Linked DNA regions of Homo sapiens: region 2 is linked to region 1. A link is an interaction called in ENCODE POLR2A ChIA-PET data of the cell type or tissue named here. Cell type or tissue: OCI-LY7. All regions are shown on one strand. Each heading gives the region's core, and the rest is flanking DNA. Links, peaks and the distances in the headings are about the cores only. Region 1 has its middle 75 kb from the start of LINC00494. Region 2 has its middle 5.2 kb from the start of TRERNA1.

Region 1 (9,417 bases), core at 1,971-5,970:
CCCTGAAACTGATAAAATAAACATGGGCCTTTAAAAAGATGTTCATCTGGGTTATCCTGGAAATCATCTTGTGTATTCTCAGGGTCTGCTTTGGGCCAGATTGCTGGGGTGAGGAGAGGCATGGAAGGCTTTTGATCAAGGGAAGGAACATGCTGGAAAATGCTGTTGTTTTAGTGAACTCCACAGCAGAAGAGCAAACCTCATGGGGGCTTGGCAGAGGAGACAGAGTCAGGGTTGGGTTGGGGTTTGCAATAGTCAGCAGAGTGGCAAGGAATGTGCTTTAGCAGAGGTGTGGAAATGTGGAATGGGAGGAGAATCCAATAGGATAGGAAAGAAGAATTGTTGGGATCATTACTGCTTGGATAGACAGAAAGCTAGAACGTGATGAGAGGAATATGCCAAGAAAAAACAGGGCTGCTGAATTTGTGGTAATTTTTAAATTAATTAATTAATTAATTAATTTTTTTTTGAGATAGGGTCTCCCTCTGTCGCCCAGGCTGGAGTGCAGTGGCAGGATCTCTGTTCACTGCAACCTCCGCCACCCAGGTTCAAGCAATTCTCCTGCCTCAGCCTCCCGAGTTGCTGGGATTACAGGTACGTGCCACCATGGCTGGCTACTTTTGTATTTTTAGTAGAGACGGGGTTTCGCCATGTTGGCCAGGCTGGTCTCAAACTCCTGACCTCAGGTGATTCATCCACCTCAACCTCCCAATGTCCTGGGATTATAGGCGTGAACCACTGTGCCTGTCCCTGCAGTAATTTATTATGACAGCAAATAGGAAACTAACATAACACCCCAGATTGTCCCCCTCTACAAAGGAAATCCTTTTTCACCATCTCAAAAGAGGAAAAGAGTTAGGACCTTGCAGTGACTTCAGCAGTAGCCCCTAAAAAGACATGTCCACATCCTAATGCTTGGAGCCTAAAATATCACCTTGTATGGCAAAAGAGTGACCATTACCTTATGTGGCAAATAGTGTGATTAAGTTAAGAATCTTGGGGAGTTGATTCTGAACTATCCAGGCAGGCTGTAAGTGCTAGCACACATGTCCTTACAAGAGAAAGACAGAGGGAGATCAGACAGCTGGTCACAAGAGGAGGAGGCAATGTGACCACAAAGGTAGAGATTGAAGGGATGTGGCCACAAGCCAAGGAATGCCAACGGCCACCTGCAGCTAGAGGAAGCAAGGAATGCATTTTCCCCTAGAGTCTCTGAGAACTGGAGAGACTTGCACTAGGAACTCAAAATTAGGATTAATTTATTATTTTCTTGATGTCAAATCTCATTTTAAAATGTACAACCATGTGAACCATAGCTTATTAAAAGAATTCTGGCCAGGTGTGGTGGCTCATGCCTGTAATCCCAGCACTTTGGAAAGCCAAGATGGGAGGTTCGCTTGAGCTCAGGGGTTTGAGACCAGCATAGGCCAACATAGCAAGACCTCATCTCTACAAAAAACACAAAAATTAGCTGGGTATGGTGGTATGCACCTGTCATCCCAGCTACTCAGGAGGCTGAGGTGGGAGGACTGCCTGAGCCCAGGAGGTGGAGGCTGCAGTGAGGTGTGATTGTGCCACTGTACTGTGGCCTGGGCAACAGAGTAAGACCTTGTCTCGAAAAAAAAAAAAGAATTCTAACAAGCCAATTTAAGTAACAAACCAGTGCAATTTGTATATAGCCACTGAGCCATACTATCATAATATTCTTGCATCTGAATAGTTGTCTCACCTGGGCTGAGTCACTGATGGGAAAGTACAACCAAGTCAGCTGACCACAGAAACAATCAAACCATAATTCCAGGTACAAACCTCTTTGGGGTTCATAAATCCAGTCACCAAAATTCTTGTAAGTTTCCCACTTTGGAGCCATGCCTGCTCGTCTGTCAATTTCATTGGTCCAGTTAATCAGACTCATCTTATCCTCTGTCCCAAAGGACCCTCCCCTGTGTCTTGCAATACATTCCAGAAGAGAAGAGTATTTCTCAGGCCTTCAGAAACCAAGAGAAGAAAACTCATTTTATGATCTGAAAGGAGATGAAAAGCATATTTTAGCAGGGCATTGCAAATGCGTTCCGTGCTCATCACAGAAGCATCTACAATACCTACATTATTTAGAACGCTGCAGGAGACAGAATAATGAATGTAGAATATGTGAACGATTCATTTTGATTTTTAAAAATGCAACCAAGCTAGAGAAAGTGTTGCAAGGTATCTGAAGACAAAATAAAATCTCTGCTATTTGTGAAGTCACAAAATTAAAGGGATGATTAAACGAAAGCAAACCTGAGATTTAACCTGAAAGGAATCGAGGATTTTAATTTTTGAAAAGGTGTCAAAAAGTGCTGTAAAGAGTGTCTGAAGGTTAAGGAAACTGTTATTAAAATGAGAATTATGAGCTCGGAGCTGTTCTCAGCTCTGTCCCTGGAGTGTGAAATTAGTGACTGAAGGCAGATTTCACAGGCACTTCGTTGGAGCGTGTTGGTGTGGCAGTGGATTTGTGATGGGGCCTCGCCGCCAAGTCCTGCCCACTTGCAAGCTGCTGTCGTTATTCATGCACAGCACAGATAATCATGAATGTCTGGAGCGTTTTGCATTTATATTGAACGCAGCCTCCTTCCTAGCTGGAGTGAGTCTAGGGCTGTGTGCATGGGTGGAATACATGGGAGGAAGCAGCTGCAAGACCAGCATTCCCACCAAGGCCATATTTTCTTTAAAAAAAAAATCTACATAAATTACATTGGGAATTATATTGAGAAATTGGTAGGAAATAGGAATGTAGTTAAAATGTGGAGCATCAAAATCTCTCCGAGGAGTTCCCTGTTGGTCTGGGTCTCAGGAGTAAGCCACTGATGACATTGTCTCCATCACATCACGGTACTTGGGAGGGGGTCAGAGGAAGTTTAACAGATTTTAAAAAATGTGGGAGGTAATGTATTTGGACGGCTGAGCTGTATTTTCCTCAGTCTCTCTGTCTCTCCATGCAACCGTCATTCATTCATGTTGTACATACACAAACAATGATCAAATGTAAAATGTGGGCTGGGCGTGGTGGCACTCACCTGGAATCTCAGCACTTTGGGAGGCCGAGGCAGGCCAATCACCTGAGCCCGGGAGTTCGAAACCAGCCTGAGCAATATAAGACCACCCCGTTTCTACCAAAAAAAAAAAAAAAAAAAAAAAAAGCCTGGTTTGGTAGCTCGTGCCTGTAGTCTTACCTACTCTGGAGGCTGAGTTGGAAGGATCTCTGGAGTCCAGGAATTCGAGGCTGCAGTGAGCTATGATCATGCCACTGCACTCCACTCTGGAAGACACAGCAGGACCCCGTCTCTGGAAAAAAAATGGAGGAAAAGAAAATATCCTTTTAGAGATATTGGTGAATCAAGCTTACCCCACAGAGGTGCATGCTGAAGATGACTGAGTGGACTGGAGACTGTCCCCTGGGCCACTGTGAGAGGCCTGTGCTGTAGATGGGAGGGCCACAGGTGGGAAGAAGCCTGGTCACTGTGTCACCCTGGGGGAGAGGTGGGGGTGTGCTCCTTCTGTTCCATTTTTGTGTAAACCTAAACACCGCTCTAAAAAAAAATTAAGCCTTTTAAAAATTCCAAAACAAAAAGGTCCCAGAAAAAAAGAGACACTTTTAAGTAACTTAGTTGCCCATAGAGCCAGAGAAAGTCTGGTCTTAGGTACAAATCATCTTGGTTTATCACCTGAGGAAGCACTTGTGAGTTTTAAAATTCATCAATTAATAATCATGTTATGTTTCAAACTCCAACCCACTTGTGATCATTAAAAAATCACCTCTATTTTAAAATCTAGTGTTCCCCTTATATGACATTCATGGCTATAACAGTGGTCTGAATATTCTTGGTAAAATAAAATTTCAACCATGGTCTGAGGGTAAAAAGCAAAGAGTAAGAAAATGAACAATGATAACCACAACAAACTGTAAAACATCAGCTCAAAGCCCTCTGTCAACACCGTAAATGGGATGAATTATGAATCAAGATAGCTTTGCCTGCACTCACAGAGCCCACATTGCACAGAGGCTCCATCTGTAACGTAGTGTGCTGGCTTGTGTATCTCGACCATTAAGGCAGGGTGGGCTGCAAGCTTGGTTCATTCAGCTACCTGAAGATGTCCTTGAGGGCCCAGAGGTTTTCCATCTTTCTGGTCTGCTGCCCACAGTCTGCCTGCTTCCTGTTTGACCTCTGTTCCCGTCCAGCAGGAGTAACGGGGTCATTTCTGGAATGTCTCCCAAAAGTGCAAGGAAGGCATTGCTTGCAAGGATCCAGCAGACACCTCCTAGAACACCCTTGGCTCAGGTGGGTATCCTGTTCACCCTTGACTCAATCACAGTCCAGGAAGATGGGATTAAATTTGAGCAGCTCCATAGCTGGAGCGCAGTCAGCATCTCCGAGGCCCATGAGATGCAGAGGGGAGCAGGAGGCTCGTAAACAAGTCCAGGACTCTTGGGAAGGAGGATGGGGTTGGGGGTTGGATGCTGGCTGCACCATCAATGACACCCCACACCTGTGCAGTCACAGAGATGTCTTGGGCAGCACATAAGCGCATTTCCTGTGTGTGCTGGGCTGAATTGGTCAGGATGCCAAATGGATTTAATGTAGTGTTGAATGGATCTTTCCTCCTCCAAGACAAAGTTCCTCAAAGATGTGCAAAGGATGAAAACCACACAAACTAGAACTTAGAACAGCGCATGACGTATGGTAAGTACCTTGTAAGTGTTGACTATCGTTATTTTCTCCACTAGGATGTAAGTTCTGTGGTGCTTAGATTCTATACTTGATGCATAGCAGGTGCTCAATAAATACTTGTTGAATGAGTGAATTGGCGGTTAGACCAAATGACATTCAAAAGTCTGGGCTGGGCAGAGTGTAGTGGCTCATGCCTATAATCCCAGCACTTTGGGAGGCCAAGGCGAGCAGATCACTTGAGGTCAGGAGTTCAAGACCAGCCTGGCCAACATGTGGAAACCCCATCTCTAGTAAAAATACAAAAATTAGCTGGGTGTGTTGGTGGGTGCCTGTAATCCTAGCTACTCTGGAGGCTGAGGCAGGAGAATCTCTTGAACCCAGGAGGCAGAGATTGCAGTAAGCTGAGATTGCACCACTGCACTCCAGCCTAGGCAACAAGAATGAAACTCTGTCTTTAAAAAAAAAAAAATCTGAAAGTAAGTTATCCCCTGCTGAAATGGTAATTCCCTTTCCTCCTTTATCAGTTTTGGAGGGCTAAATATTTGGCATATGAGGTTTATTTCTTTTCAAGGGAGCATCCAGCAGACATTAAATTCTCCAAGGGAGGCCCTGTTGAGACGAAGTGCCCCTTCATCCCCACTCCACTTCAAGAGCCTTGTTGCTTGGGAGGGAACTCCCTGTTTTTATCTGTGAAGGGAAAAACAAAGGGTGGTGGGCGGGGGCGCCCTTAAAAGAAATGCCTGGAGTTTTGTTGACTTTCAAAGCTTTCCTTAAATGAAACTATCTTCTATTATCGTTGATGAAAACAATCAACCCCTGTCAAGTATTTGGAGAGATTTATTCTGATGTGAGTGACCACGATCCATGGTCACATTCAGATTTGAGTGACCATGACCCATGACAAAGCCCCAGGAGAGCCTGAGAACACGTGCCCAAGGGGGTCAGACTATAGCTTGGTTTTATACATGTTAGAGAGACATAAGACATCAATCGATACATGTAAGATGTACACTGGTTTGGTTCAAAAAGGTGGGACAACTCAAAGTGGGGTGCTTCCAGGACATAGGTGGATTCAAAGATTTTCTGATTGGCAATTGGTTGAAAGAGTTAAGTGGTTACCTAAAGTCTCGGAATCAATAGAAAGGAGTGTCTGGGTTAAGATAAGGGGCTGTGGTGACTGAGGTTCTTATTACACAGATGAAGCCTCCAAGTAGCTGGCTTTAGAGAGAAGAGATTGTATTACTTTTAATGGCATTACAATTACTTTTAATACCATTACTTTAAATGGCAAAAACCGCAATTACTTTTGCACCAACCTAATACATGTTTCTTATCAGGGCTATTTCACAATATGTCAAAGAAATATATTTTAGGGTAAAATACTTCAATTTCTTTCAGAGCCCGCTGTCATGTTGGTATCTTATTGCTATAAAAAGTCTATTGTCAGTCTTTAGGACTCTGTTTTAATGTTAATGCTGGTCAGCTGTGCCTCAACTGCAAAAGGACGAGGTGTAATGAGGCCTGTCTGACCATCCATTCCCATCGTGGCTTGAACTAGTGTTTCAGGTTGATTTAGGGTACCCTTGGCTGACAGGAGGGGTCCATTCAGTTGCTTGGGGGGCTTAGAATTTTATTCTTGGTTTACAATTCAGAAGAATAGAAGAAATCCTTCATTTGCTTTTCAGGCGGGAAATCCCACAGACTCATGCTAATTGCCACTTGGACTTGGCATTTCCATGAACCTTCAACAAATGGCAACTCAGACATTTGCTACTTTTTAGGGGCCATTCAGTCACTGTAGCTCCTGCTGAACCCACCGGCTGAAAAATTCCTCCTACCCTCCAAGGGTAAAAAAAACTCCAAAGATGGATTCATCCATTTAGTCAGCAGACACGCTGGGAATGTGGAGGTGAAAATAAAGCCAAGCCTGGTTTTGTAGGAAGCATGTAAACCGGAGCAGCTCCATCTTAAATAGGAGCTGGGTAAAATGAGGCTGAGATCTACTGGGCTGCATTCCCAGACAGGCACTCTAAGTCACAGGATGAGAAGGTTGGCACGAGATACAGGTCATAAAGGGCATTCCCAGACAGGCATTCTAAGTCACAGGATGAGAAGGTTGGCACGAGATACAGGTCATAAAGACCTCGCTGATAAAACAGGCTGCAGTAGAGAAGCCAGCCAAAGCCCACCAAAACCAAAATGGCCACGAGAGTGACCTCTGGTTGTCCTCACTGCTACACTCCCCCCAGCACCATGACAGTTTACAAATGCCATGGCAACGTCAGGAAGTTACCCTATATGGTCTAAAAATAGGAGGCATGAATAATCCGCCCCTTGTTTGGCATATCACCAAGAAATAACCATAAAAATGGGCCCACCCTCAGGGCTGCTCTGTCTGCGGACTAGCCATTCTTTTATTCCTTTACTTTTCTAATAAACTTGCTTTCACTTTACTCTGTGGACTTGCCCTGAATTCTTTCTTGTGTGAGATCCAAGAACCCTCTCTTGGGGTCTGGATTGGTACTCCTTTCCTGTAACAGTTTTAGCTACTCGCAGACTCACCCCAGCTGCAGGGACAGTGTGACAGAGGCTTTTGTGCCTGGTCCTTAGGCTCCTGGTTTACATCTATGCAACGGCTTCCTATAACCAGCCCCTCCAACTGTGGGCCAGGGGCTTTCTCTGGCTGCTGGGGCATGCTCAGCCCATGTAGGGGGAAGGGTCAGGCAGTTATGACTCTAGGAACCTTCCACAACCAGCGACAGACAGGAGTCAGTGCACAAACAGCCCAGCTCTTCAAGAGGCCCCCAGTGGGAGGAAGCCCTAGTGGCCCAGATCAGAACCTCCTTGGGTCCTCGGTCTGTACTGACTTCCTTTCTTCTCCTCAGATACTTGCTCTGTACTGACTTCTTTCCTTCTCCTCAGATACTCTCTACTGACTTCTTTCCTTCTCTTCAGATACTCACTCTGTACTGACTTCCTTCCTTCTTCTCGGGTCTTCACTCTGTACTGACTTCCTTCCTTCTCCTCAGATACTCACTCTCTACTGACTTCCTTCTCCTCAGATACTCACTCTGTACTGACTTCCTTCCTTCTCCTCGGGTCCTCACTGTATAGTGACTTCCTTCTCCTCAGATACTTGCTCTGTACTGACTTCCTTCCTTCTCCTCGGGTCTTCACTCCGTACTGACTTCCTTCCTTCTCCTCAGATACTCACTCTGTACTGACTTCCTTCCTTCTCCTCGGGTCCTCACTGTATAGTGACTTCCTTCTCCTCAGATACTTGCTCTGTACTGACTTCCTTCCTTCTCCTCGGGTCTTCACTCCGTACTGACTTCCTTCCTTCTCCTCAGATACTCGCTCTGTACTGACTCCCTTCCTTCTCCTCAGGTCCTCACTCTGTACTGACTTCCTTCCTTCTCCTCAGATACTCGCTCTGTACTGACTTCCTTCCTTCTCCTCAGATACTCGCTCTGTACTGACTTCCTTCCTTCTCCTCGGGTCCTCACTCCGTACTGACTTCCTTCCTTCTCCTCAGATACTCACTCTGTACTGACTTCCTTCCTTCTCCTCGGGTCCTCACTCTGTACTGACTTCCTTCCTTCTCTTGCTTCAATTCCCCTCCTGGTGCTTCCTGACATTGCCTCCCAAATCAACCCACTGCACTCAAATTCTTTCTTAGGGCTGCTTCTGGGAGATCTGCATTCAGGCCATCCGTATGACTGTTTCTACTGCAAGTGACAGAAACCCTAGGTTGGAGTTGTTTCAACAAATGAGGCATTTCATGACATACTAAAATATAGGGTTGGGAAGTAAATCTGAGTTAGGCATGGCTCAATCTAGGGACTCAACTAATACCTTTAGCCCAAGGTTTCTTCCTTGTTCTCAGAAATTCTGGAAACTTCCGGTTTTCCCCTCAGGCTTAATCAAGCTGCCTCAGGATCAGCCTGATCCTCCTCTCCCACCCCTCAAAGTCTCTCCTGAAATCTTCCATAAAAGTCTTAAGACTTGCCCTGATGGGACCAGCTTGGGTAATGTGACAGCCACTGACTCAATCACTGTGGCCCAGAGAATATGATACAGGGACAGGCTTTTAAAAAAATTTTTAAAATTTTTTAGAGATGGAGTCTTTCTCTGTCACCCAGGCTGGAGTGCAGTGGCATGATTGTGGTTCACTGCAGCCTGGAATTCCTGGCTTCAAGCGATTCTTCCACTTCAGCCTCCTTAAGTGCTGGAATCGTAGGCATGAATTACTGTGTTTGCCCAGGACAGGCTTTTATCTCTAAAGGTTAGGAAAAAGGCACCTCTTGATCACATGAATTGGGGAACAGGGAGAGAAGGAGCCCCAAATATTATTGTCAGAAGAGGGAAGAATGGATATTGGGAAAGAAAACACAAAGTGTCCACAACATGTCTGTAGATGTTGACAACGTAATGAAAGACACTGAATAATGCACGTAGAATCATTGGTCCCTCAGGGGACCAGGGGAGGCAGCCCAGAGGAGCTGTTATGTGCACAGAACTAGAAGAACAGAGGCCAAGGAGGAAAGGTGAGGGATGTGGGCTCAAAGAGGTCACAGAGTCCTTTCCACCTGAGCTCGTCATTTCCTTCCACACATGACTTTATAGCCTGAGTTTGATCTTCTTTTCATGTTGTTTTTGCTGCATCAAGAACCATGTCATTTAAAAATATGATAAGAAAAGGAAG
Region 2 (9,417 bases), core at 1,803-5,802, 1.6 Mb before region 1:
GGCGTGAGCCACTGTGCCAGGCCTGTTGTGTTTTGTTTGTTTGTTTTTGAAACAAAGTTTCGCTCTGTTGCCCAGGCTGGAGTACAGTGGCTTGATCTCGGCTCACTGCAACCTCTGCCTCCCAGGTTCAAGCTATTCTCTTGCCTCACTCAGCCTCCTAAGTAGCTAGGATTACAGGCATGCACCACTATGCCTAGCTAATTTTTTTTTTTTTAATTATTTGTAGAGATGGGTTTTCACAATGTTGGCCAGGCTGGTCTTGAACTCCTGACCTCAGGTGATCCGCCCACCTCAGCCTCCAAAGTGCTGGGATTACAGGTGGGAGCCACCATGCCTGGCCGAGGGTCTGTTGTTATCATCATCCCCATTTTGAGGATAAGGAAACAGAAGCACAGAGAAGCAAGGCACCTTCCCAACTCCACACAGCAGTGACTGGAGAACTCAGGTTCAGGCCAGGCCTGTGGTCCAAAACTCCGCCCCATCCTGCCTGTCCGAGACTCCAGAATATTCTGCCGTCTGGATGGATCCTGGTGGATTTGATGAGGCCTTGGGTGGTGGATGCAGCATTGAGTTGTTTTCATCTGGGGCTGGTGGGAACTGTGTGGGGAACACCCTGGTGGGACGTCATCGCCTGGGGGTTGGGGTGTGGTTCCATTCCCAGAAGGGGCCTGGCTGGTCACAGGACTGAACAGCCCTCAGGCCCAAGGCCATTGCCCAACTGTACTCCATGGGGAGGTGCTGACACCTGATCCCATCCCCTGCGAGGACAGTGGGACAGTGGAAGCCCCGGCTCCCACATCATGGGCCTGTTCCTAGGGAACTCAGACCAGGTCTGACACGGCAGGGTTTGCGGATACCTCTATCTGTGCTAAGCCTCACTCCAGCACACGCTTCTGCTGGGGCCAGAGTGAAGCATGAAGAACGTATATCAAGTCTGGCCTCTGCCAACTCATGTGCCCCCATCACCCTCAGGATAAGGCCCAGCCCCCTCTCCCTCCCCTCCCTTCCCTCTGACTTGGGTCACCCAGTGCCACAACCATTGTCTGATGGTTGTCTCCCCAGACAGGTGTCAGCCCCACCATGACAGAGATTTTGGCCTGTGTTATTCACGTCCATGTCCCCAGAGCCTAGAGCAGAGCCTGGCGCATAGTGGGTGCTCAAAACATTTGTGTGTTTTTTTTTGAGACAGATCTCACTCTGTCACCCAGGCTGGAGTGCAGTGGTACAATCTTGGCTCACAGCAACCTCTGCCTCCCAAGTTCAAGCGATTCTCAAGCAATTCTCGTGCCTCAGCCTCCCAAGTAGCTGGTATTACAGGCGCCCACCACCACACCCAGCTAAATCTTGTATTTTTCGTAGAGACGGGGTTCTTCCATGTTGGCCAGGCTTGCCTTGAACTTCTGGCCCCAAGTGATCTGCCCACCTTGGCCTCCCAAAGTGCTGGGATTAGAGGCATGAGCCACAGCTCAAAACAGTTGTTGAATGCGAGTGTGCATGAATATATGATTATATGAAAGAATGAGTGAGTCAGTGACGAGCCCAGTCTGACTGCCTCGGAGGGCTCTGTCAGCATGATGGCTGCCCTGAAGGTAGTGGGGTCCAGGCCCAGACCTGGGGGAGGGGGAGGAGGTCCAGCTGGAAGAGGAAGAAACAAACAAGGGTTTATAAAGCATCTACTTCACATTGGGCACTCTCGCCTTCCTACGGCCTGTAAGACCCATCACACAGATGAGGAAACTGAGTCCCCTTCGTTCACTCCACAAACCCATCCTTGGAGTCTCCAGGGCTGGGGCAGGGGTGACAGCAGAGAACCAGCCAGGCACTGACCCTGGTTTTTCAGAACTGATCAGGGAGACAAATCTGACAGGAAGTGAAACAGAATAAACCAGAGCTAACACCCAGCTCCTCTGTAATGCCACTCTGCAGCCAGCCACTGGTGTGAATCCTGGCACCGCCGCGCATGAGCTTGTTTAAGAGGTTGGGTTCTTGGCCAAGTGCAGTGGCTCATGCCTCTAATCCCAGCACTTTGGGAGGCTGAGGCAGGAGGATCACCTGAGCTCAGGAGTTCGAGACCAGCTTGGGCAACATAGCGAGACCTTGTCTCTATAAAAAATTGGCTGGACATGGTGGTGCACACCTGTGGTTTTAGCTGCTTGAGAGGCTGAGGCAGGAAGCCCAGGAGGTCATGGCTTCAGTGGGCTGTGATTGCATCACTGCACTCCAACCTGGACAATAGTATGAGACTCTGTCTCAGAAAAAAAAAAAAAAAAGTTATATTCTTGACACAAGTGACACCTGTCTGCCCCCTGTTCTGGGTGTCCAGCAGCAACACTGGCGAATGCTTATGTAGTGCCAGGTGCCCATCAAAGAGCTTTACACAGACGCACTCATTTAATTTTCAAGACTCTTCCGACGTGGGGACTATTATCCCCATCCTGCAGTTGAGGAAACTGAGGCTCACAGAAGATGAGTGATTTGCCCAGGGACACACTAAAGTAGACCCAGGAAAGTTACACTATGAAATCACACACAGAGTCATGGATGCCAGGTTCGGGATGATGTCGCCTCTGGAGGGGGCGGGGAGGGGCTGAGATCAGAAGGATGCCAGGAGCATCCCACGGTCACTGCCACGGTTAACTTCTCTCTTGGAGGTAGGAACATGTACAGAGGCTCAAGTACCATTTCTTTCTTTTTCATTTTATTTTTAACACATTTTTTGCACCATTTTTTTTTTGCAAATTGAAAATGGTCCAGAACAGGAAGTAGCCATGTAGCCACATCACATAGAGTGGGGAACAGTGGGCACGGGGCAGGCCTTTGACCAGTTCTATCTGCTTCGGGGCTGGAGCCAGCCTGGGTGTGGGGGCCCCTCCCAGCCCCCTCAGCCTTGGGGCCCTCCCAGCTCTCAGTGACGCAGCTGTGGTGGCATTTGGCAACCGGGCTGCCCACAGCTACCACAGCCCTGTGCATCTGCCAGCTGGGGGTAGGGGGAGCCGGGGCCTGTCCCTGCCAGCTGAGCCCTCCTGCCAGCAGCCTGGCCCAGGTGCCCCCGACATGCTGTCTGCAGCCCCTCGCCCACCTTACCTTGCCTCCCCACACTTTCCGCCACTGAACCTGACTGGTTCTCACTAACCAGAAAGTCAGTGCCTTGCCGGCAGGATCGTGTCTGTGTCTGGCACCATTCTCTCCCCAGAACTAGCACACAATTGGTGCTCAATAAGTATTTGTGGAATGAACAAATGAAAAACTGGACAAATAAATGGCAACCTCCCCTTCCCTGTCTCCTTCCCTTCTTCTTTCTCCCTCCCTCCTCTTCTTCTTTTCTTCCTCTCTCCCTCTCTTCTTCCCTTCCTTCCACAGATAGTTATTAAGCACCTATGTGCCAAGCACCATGCTAGGCACTGGGGACACAGTGGTGCCCCAAACAGACAAAAGTCCTGTCCTCACAGAGACAACATTCTAGAAAGGGAGTTAGACAACGAAATGACCCCACAGGCTGGGCACAGTGGCTCATGGCTGTAATCCCAGTGCTTTGGGAGGCTGAAGTGGGAAGATTGCTTGAGGCCAGGAGTTTGAGATCAGCCTGGGCAACATAGCAAGACCCTGTCTTTACAAAAATTTAAATTAAAAAAATAAAGTACTTGGCCGAGTGCGGTGGCTCATGCCTGTAATCCTAGCACTTTGGGAGGCCAAGGCGGCTGGATCACCTGAGGTCAGGAGTTCGAGACCAGCCTGGCCAACATGGTGAAACCCCGTCTCTACTAAAACTACAAAAATTAGCTGGGTGTGGTGGCGGGTGCCTGTAATCCCAGCTACTTGGGGGGCTGAGGCAGGAGAATCACTTGAAACCAGGCGGCAGAGATTGCAGTGAGTTGAGATCATGCCACTGCACTGCAGCCTGGGCAAGAAGAATAAAAAAAAAAGCACTTAAGGTCTTAAGAAAAATCAAAAGAAATAACTCCATAAACCAAGTGCAGAATTGAAGCAGGAGAAGATGCAGGGAGAGGCCTTCAGTGCCATCCACGCCTGGAGCGGAGGTAGGGGCGTCTTCCTGAGAAAGGGACCCAGCAGCGCCTCGTTCCCATCTTGCTTGGGCAGGTGAGAGGTGCCAGGAAGATGGCAAAGCCTGTGCCCCTCGTGAAGCTCAGAGTCTCAAGGGACGCAGACCTTCCTAGTGAGTAGGAAACTCATTATGAAAGAGGAAACCCTCTGGCGCTGAGCAAGAGTGTCAGCGCCTTGCCCTCTCAGCCAGGAAGGTCCCAGAGGAAGTGACGCCCGGCAGTGTCCCAGCACTGGGCAGGATCTGCTGGCAGCCCACCAGGAGAAGAGTATTCCCGGCAGGGACACCAGCTGGGGCAAAGGCAGGAAGACTGTCACCACCCCTCGGAAGCTGTGACTCCAGCCAGGCTGGGAACGCCCCTCTCTGGCCTCGGGCTTTCTCTTTTGAGAAAAGGGAGCAAGGGAGCAGGGCCGCCCACCAGGCAGGGATGCTGGAAAATTCTCTAGGAGGCTTTGAAGGGCTGGGCAAGGCGCTTGATTTAAATCCTCCCGGGCTGACTTGCTATTTCCTGTCTTCCCTGATGGGCCATGAGCCCTGGGGGAGAGAGGCCTGGTCTGCCTGCCCTGTGGCCTGGCACAGTTTGGCACACAGTAGGTGCTCAGGGGGGTGTGTCTGTGGAATTAAATGAGCGAGTGCAGTCCCAGTTTCCTCATCTGTGTGTGGGGATAATGCTGATGTGGCCACAGAGATGGCATGAAGAAGCTCTTTTTTTTTTTTTTTAGCTTTTTGTAAAGATGGGGTCTCACTATGTTGCCCAGGCTGGTCCCAAATTCCTATCCTCAGGTAATCCTCCTGCCCTGGCCTCCCAAAGTGCTGGGATTACAGGTGTGAGCCACCACACCCAGTCCCTGAAGAAGCTTTCACATTTTTTGTGCTGTCTTCTCTCCCCACCTCCTGGTGGCAGGTCAGGCCTCTGAGGATCCCCTAGAGTCCCCAGAAATTCCCTCTCTGGGAGCTGAGGGTAGAGAACACAGTGAGAAGGTGGGTTGGACAGATTCCCCAGCTCCAGATTTTGAGGCTAGGGATCCTAAGGTGCCTGAAAGGAAGTGAAAATCAGCTTCATTTACAATGGAAGGAAACTGAGGTACAACAACAATAATAATGAAATCTTAGCTTGCTGAGTGCTTTCTCTAAGCCAGGCACTGTGCTAAGCCCTTTGACCCAAGTTGTTCCATGTAATCCTTTCAACAGTCATAGTAGGAAGCAAATACTATGATCCCATTTTACAAGTGAGGAAATGAAGACTCAGGTAAATCAAGGCCACACCACCAGTTAATGGGGGAGCAGGCATGGGAATGAGAATCTAACTTACAACCCAGAATCATAAGCCTGATGCTCCCTGTGTGGGGAGGTGGTTTGGGAGGGACAGGATGAAGGTTACATTGGAGAGGCTGGAGATGAGAAGAATGGACAGATCCTTCATCTGGGGGATCAAGGGCTGTGGAATAAATAATTGCAAAAGTGAGGGGTCTAGGGTCAATGCCATTGCTCTTTTCACCCTGGATAGCCCAGGAAAGCTCCAATCTTCAGCCCACCCCAGCAACCTGAAATTTACTTTGCTTCACTCACTCATTCATTCATCTATTCATTCAATCAGTCAATTAACAGAAAACACAATACAGAATCACACAATACCAAACATATCCATTTAAACAATAAATGTAAATGAGTTAAATGGGTCTATTAAAAAACAAAGACTCATTAGATTCAAAATCAGAATGCATTCATTTATTCATTGCCTTTCATTTATTTAGTGCCTAAATTATTCTAGGTCCTGTTTTAGATTCCAATGATAGAAGATAAAAATAAAATAGGGGAGCCGGGCAAGGTGGCTCACGCCTGTAATCCCAGCACTTTGGGAGGCTGAGGCGGGTGGATCACGAGGTCAGGAGTTCAAGACCAGCCTGACCAACTTGGTGAAACCCCATCTCTACTGAAAATATAAAAATTAGCCTGGCGTGGTGGCATGCACCTGTAATCCCAGCTACTTGGGAGGCTGAGGCAGGAGAATGGCTTGAACCTGGGAGGCAGAGGTTGTGGTGAGCCGAGATCATGCCACTGCACTCCAGCCTAGGTGATAGAGCGAGACTCCGTCTCAAAATAAATAAATACATACAAATAAAAAATAAAATAGGGGAAATATGGGGGTGGGGGTGTGTGACCTAGGGAGAGAGACCTTTAGCTACAAAGATCTTGAGGCTGGAATGAGCTTGTAGAATGGAGGAACACAAAGCGGGCTTCGTGGTTAGAGAATGGTGCTAGCAAAGGAGTGTGGTGGGGGAATAAGGTGGGAGAGGTCAGCAGGGCCTATACCCCAGAGCATTGACAGGGCAGACGCTGTGGAGTGTTGAGGTGCAGACGAGCTTGGTCCTGCTTACATAGAGCATGGGTCAGCCACTGCTCCTGGCTGTCCCAATAACCTCAGCTGGACTCGACCCTTCCCAGCTGGGGGCCCTTCATCCCACCCGAAGGGACCCGAGACAGCGGACCACAGCCTCCTCCTCTGGGGAGACCATGAATTACCAGGTGCCAGACTCTGCCACTGGTGGCTTGTGCACTTAATCGGCTCATTAAGTTCTGCCATCAGGTTAGTTTTCTTCCTATTTTGAAGAAGAGAAAACTGAGGCTCAGAGAGGTAAGGTGACCTTCCCAGTGCCACTCACAGCCAGTGAGCAGCATGGCTGGGGTGAACTCAGTGCACTGGACACAATAGTGCACCCTCTTGGTACTTCATGGCTGTGTCCCAGGAAATGGCAGTGGAGAGGCCTCAGCTGGCTGTGTGTCCTCACATAGGTCCCCCAACCTCTGTGGCCTCGGGTCTGTGTCTGGGAAGCACATGAGGTCATTGTCAGGACCTTGGTGACTTTCTCCCTTGGGGCAGTGGGGTTCCCGAAGTGCTGGGCAGGCGACTTCTCATTTCATCCTCACAATCAATCACCCTGTTTGACAGAGGAGGCAACTGAGGCTGAAAGAGGGGAGGTGATTGTCCAAGGTCATGGCTTCAGGCTCTCCTAAAGACCTGGAACTGGATCTGTTCATTGAATGGTGAACTCCCAGAATGGAGAAATCCAAGGATGTGGAGACTCTGAGGTGGGGTTGGGGGACGAGAACAAGACCACCAGGATATCAAGGGGAGAGCTGGCCTGGGACCCAGGACACGGGCCCCAACCCTGCCCCGCACTGCATCCTGGGCTAGTTCCTGAGCGGGGAGGGGCCGTAGGAAGTCTCCCTATCTCCCCACTCAGGCCATGCCCTGGGTCCTGCCCAAACAGGAAATGCCAGGCCAGCCCCCACCCCCACCCAGGGTCATGGGAAGACTCTGCCTGGGATTCCAGTGCTCTCAGCACTGGCCCAGCCTGGGGGGTCTGCGCCCTGGTAGCGGTGGCATGACCTTGGGCAGGGCCGTTCCTCTCGCTGGGCCTCATTCTCCCCTGCCCACCATACTCACAGGCTCTGCATCAGACAGGCACTGCCACCTCCTGGCTGGGTGACCTCGGGCAGGTGGCTGTCCCCTCTGAAGCCCAGTTCCCTCTTTCTTAAAATGGGGGACAGTGCACACCGCGCGTGGTCCATCAGCTGAGCCATTATTGCCCCAAGCAAGGGCACAGTGGGGAGGGCTGGCCTCTGGAGAGATCACCATGGCCCTCTGGGGATGGCGTCCTGTCTTTCCCTGGACTCAGAACCATGCCAGGTACCTCTTTGCACTTGTCTCCCAATCGGCAAAAGAGGCAGAGCCGGCCGGGCGCGGTGGCTCACGCCTATAATCCCCACACTTTGGGAGGCTGAGGCGGGCAGATCACAAGGTTAGGAGATCGAGACCATCCTAGCTAACACAGTGAAACCCTGTCTCTACTAAAAATACAAAAAATTAGCTGGGCATGGTGGCAGGCGCCTGTAGTCCCAGCTACTCGGGAGGCTGAGGCAGGAGAATGATGTGAACCTGGGAGGCGGAGCTTACAGTGAGCCAAGATTGTGCCACTGCACTCCAGCCTGGGCGACAGAGCGAGACTCCGTCTAAAAAAAAAAAAAAAAAAAAGAGGCAGAGCCATAACCCTGGCTGAATCCTTAGTTATTGCAAGGACTGAGTGACAGGAGAAGGGGTCACAGAGGTGGAGTGGCAGCGGGAAAAGGTGGAATGATGTGGATTGGGAGAGACCCTGGTGCAGGCTTTGGGGGCCTGGAGAATGTGGCCTCCTGGTCATTTTCTTTCCTAGTGAGAAAGTGTGGCCAAAACAGGGAGGGGGAGCAGTGGACAGGACCCAACCCCATCTCTTGGGGGCTTGCAAAGTACAGGGCAGAGCGGGAAGGGAAAACAGGCCCGAGACAGGGGTGAAGGTGGCTCTGCTCCCTCCACGTGGTCCTCCCAGGCAGGATGCAGGTGCTCCCAGTTGCCAGGCTTTCTATGAATGGTCCTCACTCCTCCCAGACCCTGGCTCACAGATCCTAGCCCACAGTTTTCTCAGCAAGCCACCACCCCATGGAGTTGGTTGAGCCTGGAAGATCAGAGAGGCACAGCAGTTTGTCCAAGGTCACACAGCAGAGTGGCCAACACTTCCTCAGGCCCTCCCTGGGGACAGCAGGGGTCCCAGGTGTGAATGAGAAAGAACTGCTTACCCGTTCCATGGGCCCCAGACCCCGAAGAGTCTTGGGAAACTGAGACACCAAGGTGAGTCCCTCTGAGGCAGCAAATGTGCAATGGCCTCGGTGTTTGGGCCTGTCCATGCCTGGTACCAGGTGTGCCCAGGGGGCAGAAGAGCCTGGGAAATGGGCTGGGACTTACTGCTTCTCCAGAGGCTGGGTTCTTTGCTGTAGAGGATAACCAAAAGCGTAGGAAAGGTGAGGGATACCGGGTGAATGCCAGGGCCCAGAGCACAGCTCAGTACATGGGGGCTGCTGTTGGAGCTGTTGTTGTTAGAGACCGGTTACTTAATCCCTCTGGGCCTCTGTTTCCACATCTGTGAAATGGGGACAGTAATAGTCCCCTCCACAGAGGGCCCCACTGAGGATTCCAAGAGTTATCTGCTGTAACGTACTTACAATGCACCTGGTATTTTTCTTCTTTTCCTTTTCTTCCTTGGCACAATCTTGGCTCACTGCAGCCTCTGCCTCCCAGGTTCAAGCAATTCTCCTGCCTCAGCCTCCTGAGCAGCTAGGATTACAGGCATGTGCCACCACACCAGGTTAATTTTCGTGCTGTTTTTTGTTTTATTTTGTTTTGTTTTCAGACGGAGTTTTGCTCTTGTCGCTCAGAGCGATGGCACGATCTCAGCTCACTGCAGCCTCCGCCTCCTAGGTTCAAGCGATTCTCCGGCCTCAGCCTCCCTCGTAGCTGGGATTACAGGCATGCGCCACCACAC

What was found. Peaks named below come from ENCODE experiments on the same cell type or tissue, not always from the same donor. Only the 100,000 strongest peaks of a DNase experiment are listed, where the experiment ranks them.
Region 2: POLR2A ChIA-PET joins it to region 1 with 6 read pairs; 2 of 35 experiments call an interaction of 5 or more read pairs at or near these places.

Annotation. Positions count from the first base shown.
Region 1 is chr20:48,429,981-48,439,397 of GRCh38, reverse strand. No RefSeq gene overlaps it. Among named protein-coding and RNA genes, the nearest start is that of LINC00494, 75 kb to the right of the region's middle. In OCI-LY7, for the core only: no CTCF peak of the experiment used is centred there; no DNase peak of the experiment used is centred there.
Region 2 is chr20:50,042,126-50,051,542 of GRCh38, reverse strand. No RefSeq gene overlaps it. Among named protein-coding and RNA genes, the nearest start is that of TRERNA1, 5.2 kb to the right of the region's middle. RefSeq lists enhancers at 1,002-1,796, 7,024-7,971. In OCI-LY7, for the core only: no CTCF peak of the experiment used is centred there; a DNase peak (open chromatin) is centred at 4,202.